2 separate regions of the Homo sapiens genome follow, and region 2 is linked to region 1. A link is an interaction called in ENCODE POLR2A ChIA-PET data of the cell type or tissue named here. Cell type or tissue: GM12878. All regions are shown on one strand. Each heading gives the region's core, and the rest is flanking DNA. Links, peaks and the distances in the headings are about the cores only. Region 1 overlaps NDUFB6 (NADH:ubiquinone oxidoreductase subunit B6). Region 2 has its middle 20 kb from the start of TAF1L.

What was found. ChIA-PET counts read pairs that join two places held together with the same protein. Peaks named below come from ENCODE experiments on the same cell type or tissue, not always from the same donor. Only the 100,000 strongest peaks of a DNase experiment are listed, where the experiment ranks them.
Region 2: POLR2A ChIA-PET joins it to region 1 with 6 read pairs; 3 of 35 experiments call an interaction of 5 or more read pairs at or near these places.

The regions. Positions count from the first base shown.
Region 1 is chr9:32,554,688-32,562,386 of GRCh38, reverse strand. It overlaps NDUFB6 (NADH:ubiquinone oxidoreductase subunit B6), which reads left to right. Exons shown (of 4, transcript NM_002493.5): 3 at 3,433-3,477. It also overlaps a transcript of SMIM27 not described here. Among named protein-coding and RNA genes, the nearest start is that of TOPORS, 6.0 kb to the right of the region's middle. In GM12878, for the core only: no CTCF peak of the experiment used is centred there; no DNase peak of the experiment used is centred there; H3K27ac peaks cover 981 bases.
Region 2 is chr9:32,611,854-32,619,552 of GRCh38, reverse strand. No RefSeq gene overlaps it. Among named protein-coding and RNA genes, the nearest start is that of TAF1L, 20 kb to the left of the region's middle. In GM12878, for the core only: no CTCF peak of the experiment used is centred there; no DNase peak of the experiment used is centred there.

The DNA of each region.
Region 1 (7,699 bases), core at 1,271-5,270:
GTGTAGACTCTTTAAAATTCTGATTGCTGACATCTTTGTTCCGTGTACTAAGCAGATTAAGCCCCTTGATTAACAAGTACGGAGTGCCTAGCATGTCCTCTTCCTTTATTGCTATAGAAAGAATATACAAGACCAAATTCCTGACCTCAAAGACTTTATAGTAAAGTTGGAAGATAGGTATAATTTGGGAAAGAGTACGGAGGAAAAAAGTTAATTCCTGTTAGAAGCAAACATATGGAGTCAGTAATGAACGTGGCCGTATGTACCTAAGACTGAGGAGCTGACTAGAATGGAAGGTCTGTTGACTAGGTAGCCTGGGACCAATTTATGGAAGGTGTTGAAAGTTAGATAGAAGAAGTTGAACTGCATGTGATAGGCAATGGGAAGCTTTCCATTTTTTAATGGGAGAGTGACTTGATGAATGTGATACATTGAGGAAAACAAAGAAAAACATTGAAATGGATGGTGAATTGAAGGGAAGAAAGTTCTGACAGCAGGGCAGATCAGCTGGAGGCCATTGCGTTTTAGTAGATGTCAGTTGAGAATCTGGTTAGGGTGAAGATAGCAGGGATGAAGAAGAAAAATAAAGCCAGAGACACTTCTAAAGGAAGAAACACCTGAAGTTGGTGGTTGATTAAGTTGGGGATAAAACCAAAGTTCACAGTCATTTATGACTGCAAAATCTCTAGCCTTGGAAATTACAAGTAGGGTATTGGAAGGGAGGGCTTTCTGATGATGGGATAGAAGTGAATATTTTAGACTGGGTGTGGTGGCTCATGCTTGTAATCCTGGCACTTTGGGAGGCTGAGGCGGGTGGATTGCTTGAGCTCAGAGGTTCGAGACCAGCCTGGGCAACATGGTGAAACCCCATCTCTACTAAAATACAAAAAAATTAGCTGGGCTTGGTGGCATGTGCCTGTAATCCCAGCTACTCAGAAGGCTGAGGCAGAAGAATTGCTGGAAACCAGGAGGCAGAAGTTGCAGTGAGTCGAGATTGGGCCACCGCACTCTCCAGCCTGAGCGATATAACGAGACTCTGTCTCAAAAAAAAAAAAAGAAAATAGTGAATTTTTTAGGAGCGTGTGCTGCCATGGCAGTTTTGGAGATGTCCAAGTGGACATGGCCTGTCTTATGTGTTAGAAACATGAGATTGTTAGTTCTAAGAGGAATTAGAGTTGGGTTAGGGGATTTTCACATTACAAACCAACACAAACTCTCTCTACAACTATTAAAAAGGGCTAACAATTTGTATATCTAAGGGTGAGAGAATAGTTTGTATTTCTGTTGTTGATGGGCTTTAAAAAAGTTTATGTTCATAAAAAGGCTACTTCATTTCATTATACATCTGTTATGTTTTCACTATTTTGGCATGTAAGACCCTAGAGAAGAAAATATATTACTTTCTGTCAGTGAAAGTTTAACATCCAAGAGTGATTTTTATGTGCAGAAAGAACTGGTTACAGTGACTTAAAATCCAGATTAATGTATGGTTCTTGAGTTTCAAATATAAAAACATATTTTTTTCCTAATTCTTTAAATTCAGTTTTAAAATTCTATTAAACTATGCATCTAGTAAAATAAGAATAATCTCCTTTGTTTTTACTATCTTTGGATTAATTGAAGTTGAACTCTTCTGAAACAATTCCATTTACAAACATAGCTAAATTCTGTTAAATATTTTAAATTGTATTTATACATTTTGTGTGTTCAATTTTATTTCGAAGTATTTATATGGTAAATTTATGATTCTAAGAAGTAATTTTTTTCAACCTAGAATCACAAATCAATTATGCATTTTAACTAGAATCCTAAACCTAATTTTTTAAAACCTCTGTTAGCCAGATTATCTTACACATTACAAACTCTGATCAACAGAATGTATGGAATGTAGCAATGTTTTCAGAACTTTTAAAAGTTGACACATTCACTTATTTATACTCTGGGTTTAACTTACTTTATCATATCTAAATTTAACTACATTTTTCTGGGATCGAAAAGACATTTCTAAGAGAAGCAAATTTAACAAACTGCAGTCACTAGGTTGACAATTTAATACAGTAATGTGGTTGCTTATCTGAGGGTTCACACTTCCAGGTGATTTTTCCTGAGCCATAGATGGACATATTTAGTTAAACATTTTGTGTCAGTAGAGGTCCCAGAGCCACTCACTTACCTTACTTTTTCTCTTGATTTTGGTAGGTAAAGGATTGCATCTTCAATAAGATTGCAACCAGTTTGCTTCAGCTCACTCCTTTGCTGCCTAATTGAATTCTGCATCTCTCAGATGACTTTTCAGTGTCTTTTTGCCTTTTAGCACGTAAAGACATTTTAAAGTGCTCACATTGTATTCTGAGTTTCTCTCATGTTCCAGTTCTCTATGCCTCATATCATGCCAATAATCTTTTAAATTTTGGGCAGTGGTATCTTGTGCAGATGTATATGCATAAAAAGTACATGTATTCAACAATTACTTATGTAGTACCTCTTATGTGCAAGGCATTGTTTTAAAGACCAGGATACAGCAGTGAACAGAGCAGATTGAGTCCCTCCCCTCATGAAATGTTTAGTTTTAGAGACTGGTAATAAATATATAAACAAAGAGGTATATTAATGTTATAGGAGAACAAGTCTATAGAAGAAAAATTAAGCAGGGTAAAAACTAGAGAATGATAAGGCTTGCTATTTTAATTAGGCCTCTCTGAGGAAGTGATCTTTGAAGACAAACATAAATGAAATGAAGATACAGGTCAAGCAGTATTTAGGAGAAGAGCATTTCAGGTAGAGGAATCATGAAGTACAGAGGCCTTGAGGCACAAGCAGGCTTGACTGAATTGGACTCCTAGGAATGGAGCCACTGTGGCTGTAGTAGAGTAAGTGAGGGAGAAAAGACTGGCTTTTTCTCTAAGAATTATGAAACTTTGAGCAGAGTGACATATCTTAAAAGAATCAGTGTACTCTGCCTTGAAGTGTGGAGAATAGACTTTTCATTTGCATAGGAGGGCACAAGTGGAAGCAGGGAGGCTAGTAGGTGCTGTTGTGGTAGTTGAGGTGAAAATATGATAGAGGCTTGGACAAGGCTGGTGATGAGAACCAGTTGGATTCAGGGTATATTCTTAAGATAGAATTAACAGGCTCTGCTGAGGAGTCAAGGTTTCTGTCTTTCATAACTGGGGGAATAAGAGTGTCATTTACTGAGATGGGGGACATGGGGAGGAACAGTTTGGGGATGGGAGAAGTTAAGTGTGGGACCTGGTTAAGTTTGAGATGCCTGTTTGATAGCTAAGTAGAGATGTTGAGTAAACAGTTGGATATGTGAATCTGGAGTTCTGTGAAAGTTTGGAGCTTAAGTTAAAATTTGGGGTATGACCTATTTCTTATTTTCAGAAGAAACTCTTAACACCATAATTAACACAGAGTTAACTTTTATTACAGGAAAAACCATATGGCATAGTTGAAAAGAAGTCCAGAATATTCCCTGTAAGTCTTAACACTTCTGATTTTTCTTTTGTTTATTGTTTTTCTCTTTCCTTTTCCTCCCTTTCCAAGCAATTATTAGATTAAAATGTTCTTTCCTTCTCACTTTCGGTTTAAGTCCCTGTTTTGTGTATTCTTGTAAAAAACAAAACAAAACAAAAAAAAACAGGAAGAAATACCGTGAGGTAACAATTACAGTTCAAATGGGAAGTGAGCACATTTATTTTCAACCTGGCTGTAAAACGTGTTTTGTGACCTTGATTTTCCTAAAGGGAGTTGAAAGTACCAAAAGTTTTTCACTGTGTCCTGTTTCATGTTGGGTAAAGAGCTTAGGGCATGAGCCTAAGCAAACATCCATGCATGGTGACAGCAACTGAATTTCTGTTATTAATTCCAAACTCTCATGTCCTATGGCTTTGTACCTCATTTTCAAGATTTGACCTTAAGTTCTCCATCTGTGAATTTAATATCCACTAATGGGTGTTTTAAATTTTATACTATGGGCCAGGCACAGTGGCTCATGCCTGTAATCCCAGCACTTTGGGAGGCCAAGATGGGTGGATCGTGAGGTCAGGAGATCGAGACCATTCTGGCTAACACGGTGAAACCCCGTCTCTACTGAAAATACAAAAAATTAGCTGGGCGTGGTGGCGGGCGCCTGTAGTCCCAGCTACTCGAGAGGCTGAGGCAGGAGAATGGCGTGAACCTGGGAGGTGGAGCTTGCAGTGAGCCGAGGTTGCGCCACTGCACTCCAGCCTGGGTGACAGAGCGAGACTCCGTCTCAAAAAAAAAAAATGTATACTATGAATGTGTGAGCTATAGTACTAATTTGAAATGAGTTATTTTAGCATTAAAAGGTGACTCAGTAGTCAGTTGGTATTTACTAGCTGTTTGTGAGGTTATTGTTTAGCATAGTAGAATACATACTATGTTCTTGTCTATTTCTAGTCACAGATAATGAACTATCATAACTCAAAAGTACACAATTTAAATAACAAAAGTGTGATTCTTGCTTTAATCAAATGACTTAGTCACAGTAATGATTATCTGTTGCAACAGGGGAATTTTAGGAAGGGCCACCAAAACTGGCCAGCGGTCCCAGTTGGAACGCTGGTTTAAGAAATAGTTGGGGGAGGGGCCAGGCGCGGTGGCTCACGCGTGTAATCCCAGCACTTTGGGAGGCCAAGGTGGGTGGATCACAAGGTCAGAACTTCGAGACCAGCCTGGCCAACATGGTGAAACCCCGTCTCTACTAAAAATACAAAAATTACCGTGCGTGGTGGCGGGCACCTGTAATCCCAGCTACTGAGGATGCTGAGGCAGGAAAATTGCTTGAAACTGGAAGGCGGAGGTTGCAGTGAGCTGAGATCGTGGCACTGCACTCCAGCCTCAGAAATGAGTGAAACTCCATCTCAAAAAAAAAGGAAAAAGGAAAAAAAAAAGTAGGGGGTATCGGGGGCTCATGCCTGTAATTACAGCACTATGGGAAGCCGAGGTGGGTGGATCCCTTGAGGCTAGGGGTTCGAGACCAGCCTGGCCAACATGGTGAAACACCATCTGTACTAAAAAAAAAATACAAAAATTAGCCAGGTGTGGTGGTGCACGCCTGTAATCCCAGCTACCTGGAGGCTGAGGCACAAGAATTGCTTGAACCTGGAAGGCAGAAGTTGCAGTGTGCGGAGTTTGCGCCACTGCACTCCAGCCTGGGTCACAGAGTGAGACTCTGTCTCGGGAAAAAAAAAAAAAAAAAGTGGGGGCCAGGCGCGGTGGCTAACACCTGTAATGCCAGCACTTTGGGAGGCAGAGGCAGGTGGATCACCTGAGGTCAGGATTTTGAGACCAGCCTGGCCAACATGGTGAAACTCCATCTCTACTATTAATAAAAATACAAAAATTAGCTGGGCATGGTGGTGCACGCCTGTAATCCTAGCTACCGGGGAGGCTGAGGCACAAGAATTGCCTGAACCTGGGAGGCAGAGGTTGCAGTGAGCCAAGATTGCGCCACTGCACTCCAGCCTTAGCGACAGAGCACCCTGCCTCAAAAAAAAAAAAAAAAAAAAAAAAAAGTAGGGGATTTCTCCTTTTGTTTTATTGTGTAACATTGATGTGTGTTACAGCCTAGGTAGTCTCAAAATAGGAAATTATCTTGCTGGTTTTTCCAGCTGGGCAATTTATATTTATTTAGTCTTCCATTTATTCCATTTAAATGTTAATTTATTTTGCCATTTACTGTTCAAAGGAAAAGGAGAGCTCTATTCAGAAGACCATATCAGGGATCCTGTAGCATTTCTCATATTTCTGTATTTTTTGCCACTGTGGTTCTTTCTTGTTTCTGTGCCATGACCCCTTTGAGGAACTGAAGAATGCTCATTGTATATATGTTTAGAATAGGACAAGTAATAACAAACTTCCAAATCTCAATGGCTTAACAAAACAGAGGTTTATTTCTTGTTGACATCACAGACTACTGTGAATCAGGTGATCTTCCTCAATCTTACAGCCGTGCCTATCGAATATGAGGTTCCAAGATTGTGATACAAAGATACGGCAGGATGTCTCAGGGGATGATTTTTAGGATCTAAGCTTAGAAGTAGCTTACATCACTTCTGCTCAAATTCTGTTAGCTAAAACTCACTGTCATCTTCCCAAATATTATCTGTGTGCTCTTTGCTATTTCCCAGACCCCTGTTCATGGAGTTTCTGCTACATTCCATCTTTCTAGTCACCAAACAGCTCTTGGCTTCTTTCTTTACCCATGCATAACACACTTAGTCTCTCTCCTTAGGGAGAAATCCCAAAGTCCCATTCCATCATTGCACCCCGGCCCCAAATCCATGATCTCCAGATGATGTAAAATAGTATGTCAGGTTTATATATGACTTCTGTTGATCTGAGGATCAGTGAACTAAGAAGACAAGTTAACTGTATCCTTGTCCCCCAACCACACCCATTGTTCAGTGGTAGAATTTGGATAGCATAGTAGTCACTGGTTCTTGGCAATCCTGAAATCTCACTCCTAACCCGTGTGTGAGAAATTACTTGAATGGGCACTGATTTTGTTTTCTTGAAAGAACACCTTTATCCATCGTTCTTCCTGGTTCCTGGCTCTGTCCAGGGGGTTTGTTCTTTTCATTATCTACCTAGACCACATCTAAATGGTATTGGGAAGCATGCCCTCCTTAGGGGGCTGTATGGGCTTCAGAATCTGCCACCTGCTTGCAGGAGGTTGAATGCCAGAGGTTGTTTTAATTTCAAACATTCTGGCAGGATTCTGTAAACTATATGTTTGGTTTGTCCATCCATTTCCCTTAACATTTAGAAGCATGAAAAGAAAAATATTTGGTAGACATCTAATGTGTTTACTTCTAGTCAGTGTCTCATGCCAGTATCTGTTTTTCCTATACACAGTTACCAGCTTGTCTCATTTCTTTGTCCTTATGCATCTGCCTCTCTCACCTCTGTGGCAGCTATGTGGAGGCCATCTGAGGCAGACTGGTTCAAAGGCTACCTTCATTTTAAACTGATCTTTGCCATAGGGCTGTGTCCCTCTGTTTGAGTTTTATTGGGCTTCTGTTGCTCAGATTTCTTGTGTTAACTTATTGTTTAGGAATTCTGAAGTAGTGTGATTTTTCAATACCACAAGGTCCTGATTTTTTATTTATTTTTTAGATACAGGGTCCTACTCTTGCTCAGGCTGGTTTTGAACTCTGGGCCTCAAGCAATCCTCCTGCCTTGGACTCCCAAAGTGCTGGGATTACAGGCATGAGCCACCATGACTGGCCCAAATTTTTAGATTCTATTAACTTTTTTTTTTTTTGGTCAGGAACAGAAAGTCTCTAGCGTGCACCAAAGTGTTCTCTCGTCCTCTCCATTTTTATGTCGCCTCTCAAATCAGCCACTTTTTGCCTGAGCTCATGCTTCTTAAAGTACATTCCCAAGGCATCCAAGGATCCCAAGGATCCAAACACATACTATAACTTTTTTTCCCAGCTACTTCTTCTAGAACCTCAAGTTCATTAGGCAGTCAGCTTCCAAGTTATAGGAGATATTTTGCTAAATAGTTTGCCACTGCCTTTTGTTTCCATCTTTATCTTTGCTACCAGACTGCTAAGCCAGTGCCCTATAGCTTGATTTTTATTACAGCAGCATTAGTGCCACTTCAAGGCAATGATTTCTATTGGGATAATGCTAGCTGTACTAACAAATTGTTGCCCAAATGTATAAT
Region 2 (7,699 bases), core at 2,523-6,522, 56 kb before region 1:
GGCACGATCTCGGCTCACCGCAGCCTCTGCCTGCTGGGTTCAAACAATTCTACTGCCTCAGCCTCCTCAGTAGCTAGGATTACAGGCATGCACCACCATGCCTGGCTAATTTTGTGTTTTCAGTAGAGATGGGGTTTCTCCATGTTGGTCAGGCTGGTCTCGAACTCCTGACCTGAGGTGATCTGCCCACCTCGGCTTCCCAAAGTGCTGGGATTACAGGCATGAGCCACCGCTCCCGGCCAACTGAGTGTATTTTTATTGCAAATGCTTGCATGTGACTACACAAGAAGACATAATAAAGTAGTCAGAGGCTCCTGTCGAATTGCACTGTGAGTGACAGCTACGTATACAGCTGAGCATCTGTGTATCATTGGCAGCTCAAATACCACGAGAAGCATTGTTATTGACATCAAGATTTTCCAGAATGGAGACCACTCTTGGTAAAGTTCTAGACAAAATGAGGTTCTCTGATTTACAAGGAAGTTTCATTCCTGAAAATTCTAATATACAAAAACCATATCAAAACAAATGAAACCACCACTACCACCACCACCACCACAACAAATTTTGTGTTCCATGTACAAAAACAAAACAAAACAAAACAAAAAACAGGAGTTAGGTTGTCAGCTCAGCTCATTATAAACAGCAATGTCACCCACATGAATCCTGCTGGGATAAGAAATGATTCTTCATTGTGTGGGATTGTTCCTTGCATTCAGGATGTCCAGCATCCTTGGTCCCTGTCTGCTGAATACCAGGTCACCTTCCCACCCATCTCACAACAACCAAAAACATTCCCACAAATGTCCAAAATGCTCTCAAAGAGGTGGTGTCACCTCCATTGAGACCACTGACCTGCTGGGTAAAGTTCAGACTCCAGAGCTTTGCACAGAAATCCTTCAGGATCTGGCTTCTGCTTCCCTCTCCATTCTCATCTTGAAGCATACACGCGCCCTCTGGCCATTCAGACCATGAGAGTTTCCCTGACTGGGTGCACCTCTCCTGTCCCTGTGCCTGGGAACAGCTCTCTCCCAGTTTAACTTATTCATGATCACCTCCTCCCCAGTCACTCCTCAGCTCAGCTCATCCAGGATGGATTAGCACTCCCTCCCCACGCCCACTCTTCTTGCTTAACTCTTTACAACCCTCGCAAACTGTATAGTAAGAGACGGTGTTCTTGTCAATTTCTTCCCAGCTCTACTCCCACACTGTGATCTTCTTAAGGGTAGGAGAAAGAGCTCCTGTGTCTTTGTACTCTGATGTGGTCCCCCTGAGTGTTCAGTTAATGGCTGCTGATGTTGATGTGCTTACGGAGAAGACCTGGCCTTCTCTCCGTGCCGGGCTCTGTCCTGCCCCCAGGTCTTCTACATGCTCTTCCTTTTTCACTGGTCCTGTTCCCTTAGCTCCGTCACATCCTACTCTTTCTTCAGGTCTCAGCTTAACTGTCACTTATCCAGGAGTGTTTTCCTTGTCCCCCTCCCCCAGCTGTCTCCACAATCCTATTATTCGTCATTAATGTACCCTGTACTTCCCTTAATACTGGAGATGATCTCCAGGTCCTTGGAAAGAACAGGGACAGCAGAGGAAACCTAGACTGAGAACCAGGCTCCTCCTTCTGTTTAGTGGATCTTGTAAGCCAGAGGTTCCTCCATCATCCCTAAATGACTAATAATGACTTCTCTCTAACCTTAGACATTGAGGCTCTTGAGCTTAATTTATCTTGATTTGGAAATATAAAGAAATGTGACCCTCTTGCTGGTTACATTTCTTAGTCTGACACTAGTGTGTAAGAGATGCTCAACACAGAAGTTGAATCAAAACTTCTGACACACACAAGGGCAGTTAGACTTTTTTGTATGACCCAGAAAATAATACAGGCACTCAAATAACATAATAACCAATACTTGCTTATTATCCTGTGGAATTCTCTGTGCTCTATAAAAACATTAGCAAGGGGAATGGACTCCACAGTGTTAAGGTAATTAAATAGAAAGGTAAGCATTTTATTGTTGAAAAAAGTGATTAGTTAAAATTATATACAAAGACATGTAGGTTATTATTTTACTAAATGAAAAAAGAAATTCTGCCACTCTACTCTCAAGATTTGTCTACCTGGCGGCTGATTTACCTGCCTAGAGGGTGAGCCATCTCCATTCCTCAAACTTGGAGGTAACTTCTTTGAGGACCTCATCATGCTGATCCTTTGAACTATTCGAGGATTTTTGGGCTTTCTCTGAGTTTCTGTCTCTTCTATCCTGTTGTTTGTTTGTTTGTTTTTGTTTTTGTTTTTTTAAAGACAGTCTTACTCTATCGCCCTGGCTGGAGTGCAGTGGTGCGATCTCGGCTCACTGCAATCTCCGCCTCCTGGGTTCAAGTGATTCTCCTGCTTCAGCCTCCCGAGTAGCTGGGATTACAGATTCCCGCCACCATGTCCAGCTAATTTTTGTATTTTCAGTAGAGATGGGGTATCACCATGTTGGCCAGGCTTGTCTCGAATTCCTGACCTCAAGTGATCTGCCCACCTTGGCCTCCCAAAGTGTTGGGATTACAGGAGTGAGCCATCATGCCTGGCCTCTTCTATCCTTTTTAAAATAACACGTTCAATGGTTTGTCATTCAATAGTCAGTCCCATATGTACCCAAAGCTCTGCAATTCCAGAAGAAAATTTCACAAATGATAAAATGCATTAATTCTGGCCAGGCATGGTGGCTCACATTTGTAATCCTAGCACTTTGGGAGCCCTAGGCAGGCGGTGAAACCCCATATCTACTAAGAATACAAAAAATTAGCTGGGCGTGGTGCAGGTGCCTATAATCGCAGCTACTCGGGAGGCTGAGGCAGGAGAATCGCTTGAACCCAGAGGATGGAGGTTGCAGTGAGCCGAGATTGGGCCACTTCACTCCAGCCTGGCAAACGAGCAAAACTCCATCTCAAAAAAATAGCATTAATTCTAAAATCTCTTTAGCAGCCTAAAGTCAGTTGTTACTAATACTTTTTTCTAATTATATTTTTTAAAATCCTCTTTAAGACGAAGCAGCATGCCTTACTAATAATATACTTGAATTTTATCTTCCTGCATACATCATGTCCCATAGCCCAGGTGAGTTTTTCTGAGTTTTTAATCTCAGTACAATTCATGTTGTTTTTCTTATTACCATTGCTATTATCAATTATAAATATTTCTTATATATAAACAAAGTATCACTGACAAAGCATAAAATTAGGTACTAGTTCTTGCTGGTCAATTTGAAACAGAAACTGCTTGCACTATACATATGTCATTAGCCATCCCAAAATGTTCACTCATGAGATACAGGAAAATAATAATCACTAATGCATATGCTTTAGAAGATGACTAAATCCTTAATAATCTGGAAGTGCTCTAATTTACTGATTAGGAAGCTAATGTGGTTTTTCACACAGTTTTGAGTTGACTTGAATAAGATAATTTTAAATATCAATTATTTCCCCTGCACAGAAATAAAACATGTCTTACAAATGTGTATTCAATCTACATGTGAATATTGGTAAACCATAAGTGATTTAGATAATACATTCTATTTATGGATTAATGAATACCACCCTAATTGACAATACTTACATTTAAAAATATAATTTAGTAATAAAGAAAAATTGTGAGAAATAAGATTGCTTAGAATAACAGTAGAATCCCAGAAAGAATTTTCTGAGTTCCTACTCTAAACTCCTATTTGCATGGCATATAAATACATTTTTATACATGTATGTATGTATATATATAACAACAAAAACCTAGATATGTAACTGCTTTGCCTAAACAACATTTTCATGATTGACTATTGCTAACACATAATTTTAAAACAGTGCTCTATATGTCTTTTGATTTCAACACATATTATTCATTTCCTAAGGATACATGAAAAAGGAGAAACAACCCTTAATACAATCATTAAGCACAATAGAGTGAGAAACAAAGAAATCAGGAAAAAGTGAGAACAATATTTCTACAAGTACAAGAAATGGGGGGAAAGTGTTAGGACTCAAAGCCACCAAACGGTGTATTCCAATTTTCAATATACATATGTGATTTGCAAAGCCACATCTCCTGCCTGTGTTCTTCTTTGTATTGACTCATTCCAACACACACTGCTACTAATACATTTTGTCACTCACGTAGTTTCTATGGCCTGCTGACCACGAACACAGAGTGGCCAGTCTGTTGGCATCACTCTGGAGTGGCTGTGTAAAGGAGCTCATGCTCCACTGGGATGCCTTCTAGAAGGTCCATTTCCAGCTCTCAGTGTCTTTTATACATGCCCAGAAGTCACATGAAGACTTCTAGCTCCTCTATATCTCCCTGGCTCTCGATGTACAGTGGGAAGTGAAGATGATAACTGATGAATTTGGGACATGGCTGATCTTTGGATGAGGGTCTTTGAATCAATCAATTCTCCCTTTAGCTTGTGTGATAAGGTCTATTGATGTACATTCTGTATCAATTGCCATACAAGAAACTTGAGATCCTCCAGTTAAGACTGTTGGTCTTGGCTTGGTGCAGTGGCTCTTGCCTGTAATCCCAGCAGGTTGGGAGGCCAAGGCAGGAGGATTGCTTGAGCCCAGGAATTCAAGACTAGCCTGGGCAACATAGTGTGATCTGATCTCTACAAAAATTAAAAAAATAAAAATAAAAAAAATAGCCTGATGTGGTGGCATGTGGCATGTGCCATGTGCCTGGGAGGCTGATGTGAGAAGATTGCTTAAGCCCAGGAGTTTAAGGCTGCAGTGAGCCGTGATTGAGCCATTGCACTTGAGCTGGAGCGATGGGCAACACAGTGAGATCTTGTCTCAAAAAATAAATGAATGAATAAATAAAGATTGTTGGTCTTCTTGCCAATCTTTTCATTGCCCTGTTGGGGCAACCCTGTCTCTCTCAGTAGTAGCCCTTTGATAGGCATCCTATATTTTTGTTTCTTTTTTATTACTGTAAATCAAGTGGTTTCAGCTGTAACTTATTTGTTCATGTCCAATACTCCTTCCAGCTTAATTTTATAATTTTGGACTAATTTACAAAAAACCTAGCATGCTAAGGTTTAAGAAAACAGCATAGCATGGAGTAAATGTAAGCGTATGCAATGAAATCCATGGCAAAGTTATCCCGGAGTGTCCTTAGTGATGGGCTGCTCTCCTGTCTAAGCCTAGCCCAGGCAGAGATGTGGGCTGCAGTGGTGTTGGTGGTGGTGGTGCTGGTGGTGCTTGTGAGAGGGTGTGTGTGTGAATGTGACTTGCCATCCAGTCTTGGAAATGGGGATGTGAAATGTGGGTTCCCACATCTTCATTATTCTGTGGGCACTATCTCCTTAGATTGGGGCCAGATAAAATGGGAACCAACTAATTGGAGGATTTCTGAAAACACTGCTACTGTTCTAGAAGCTGTATCCCAGCAATACTTAAACCAGAGTGGATTATTGCCATCAGGTGTCGCCAATCTCATTTAGGACCAGATCGGATTTGGGTCTCAAAACTAGACCCCTCCCAGCTCCTGGTCTGGATCACTTCGTTAAACTGACAATAAAGGAAACACATTTTGGGCCGATGAATTTTTATACTCAGCTAATCATGTTAAGGAGGAGTTTTACTGAATGTGTTCACATGTATTACATTTCTTATTTTAAACACAAATATGATAATGTTATGGTAGAGAGGTGGTAATACATTCTGCAATGCAATACATTGCATCTTATTATTTTCCCCCTCACTAATTTGTCTTGGAGAGCTTTCCATAGCAATATACGTGGATCAATGTAATGATCCACATGTATTTTAATGGCTGCCTTGTATCGCATTACATAAATGTAGCATAATTTACTTGACTCACCCAATGAAAGATGTTCCACACCTGCTCCCACCAGCTTTGTGGTTGTTTTTGCTGTTATTACAAATAGTGTTGTAATAAGCATTCTTGAATATATATCTTTGCGACATTTGAAAGTATATCTGTAGAAAAAATGCTAGAAGTAGGTTAAAGATTAGTAGTCAATGGAGAGAACAGGATTCACTACAGAGGGATGAGATTTGCAGCCACAGGAGTTGACAGGAAGGGACTCTAGCCTTAAGAAGCATTCTAGATAAAGCACAGGAAAGGAAAATGGCTTTAATTAGTGTGCATTTAGCTGAACTGAATAAATTAGAAATGTTGAGAGAAGTGAGAGGAAGACCAGAAGTTATGGTATTGTCGAAATTATCTTTGTGTTTTTCACATATGAAGAGTAGAAAATATCTTTCTGGCGGGGGGATAAAGAAAATTACTGAGATACCCATCAACAGGGGTTTGGTTAAACCAGCTGTGGCATAGTCATGCAGGAGAGTACTATTCAGCTGTTAAAAATGAATCTACTCACAGTGTATTGAGTGGAAAGGGGAGGTTATAGAACATTATGAATAGTGTAACACTGGGAGAGAGAGTTAGTTCCCTACCAAGTAGCCATTCTAGTCTTCTCCCTCAAGTTAGGGGGACCTTATTTTTAGGTGGGCACAATGTAACCCACCAGTAAGATGACATTTCCCTCCTCCTTTGCAAAGATGGGACCATATAACTAAATTCTGGCAATAAAGTATAATCAGAAGTTTCCTTGAAAAGGAGAGAATTATGCCCCTTTCCCTCTCCTCCAATCTGCTCCTTGGAATGTGGATGTAATGGCAGAAGCCCTGTCATTTTTCCCTGGTGAGAGATAAGATTTATCTTGTTCAAGTCATAATTTGAGAGTTTCTGTTATGTACAGCCCAATGTAATCCTAACTCATATAAACTCCACTTGTGTTTAAAAGTTAAATATGTACACGTGTATGCACAGACACACACACCTCCCCCCCACAAGGTGTATATGCTTAAAGCATACATGCATAAAATATTTGTAAGTGTATATAACAAACTATTAAGAGTTGGGGGGGTATGAGATTATAAGCAGGAAGTGGGGGGACTTTTTTATATTTTTTAAGTTTTAGCAATAAACATGTTTTCAGGAAAAATTAAGATATTTCTATTTTTATGAAGAAAACAGCTTGACTGATAATTCCTTGAAATCAAAACACTGGGCAAGTCCCTTATTTGTCTCCGTCCTCCTCAGATGAAATGCCCTCATGATCGTGTCGGCTTCCCGCGTATTTTTCAATGTTCCCAAATTATTCTAGGAGGATTGGTTTACCCACACATTCTGAATATTCCAGTTCTCTTTTAAATAGACAGCATCCTGCTTCTAATACAAAAACAGTTTAAGAGAAAGCTGCATTTACTAATGGGATGAATAATTGATTCCAATAGATAAGAACACACATACACAGCTGCTTTGACAATAAAAAGAGGTTTTCTCTAAATAAGACTTCTCGTTATCATCAGCACTCAGTTGTTACCATGGCTACATGTTCATTTAAAAGCCAATCACAATAAGAAAATATGATCCAGTTCTCCAGATAACTGGAGTGGGTTAAAGCAAGACTTGGAGAGGAAGCTGCTTGGAGGCCCTGGAAGTCCAGGGACTTCTGGTCTGAGAATTACAATGCCTGGTCCGTGCTAGTCTCTCCTAATTGTGTTCAATTTCATGGGTAACACAAATAAATAGACATATGGAATATGGAAGTAAGGGACAGGAGGATTGGCACCCCAAGAGAAACCAAATCAGGGAGCTGGGGGGGAGGATGGGGAAGACATTGATTAGTGATATGAT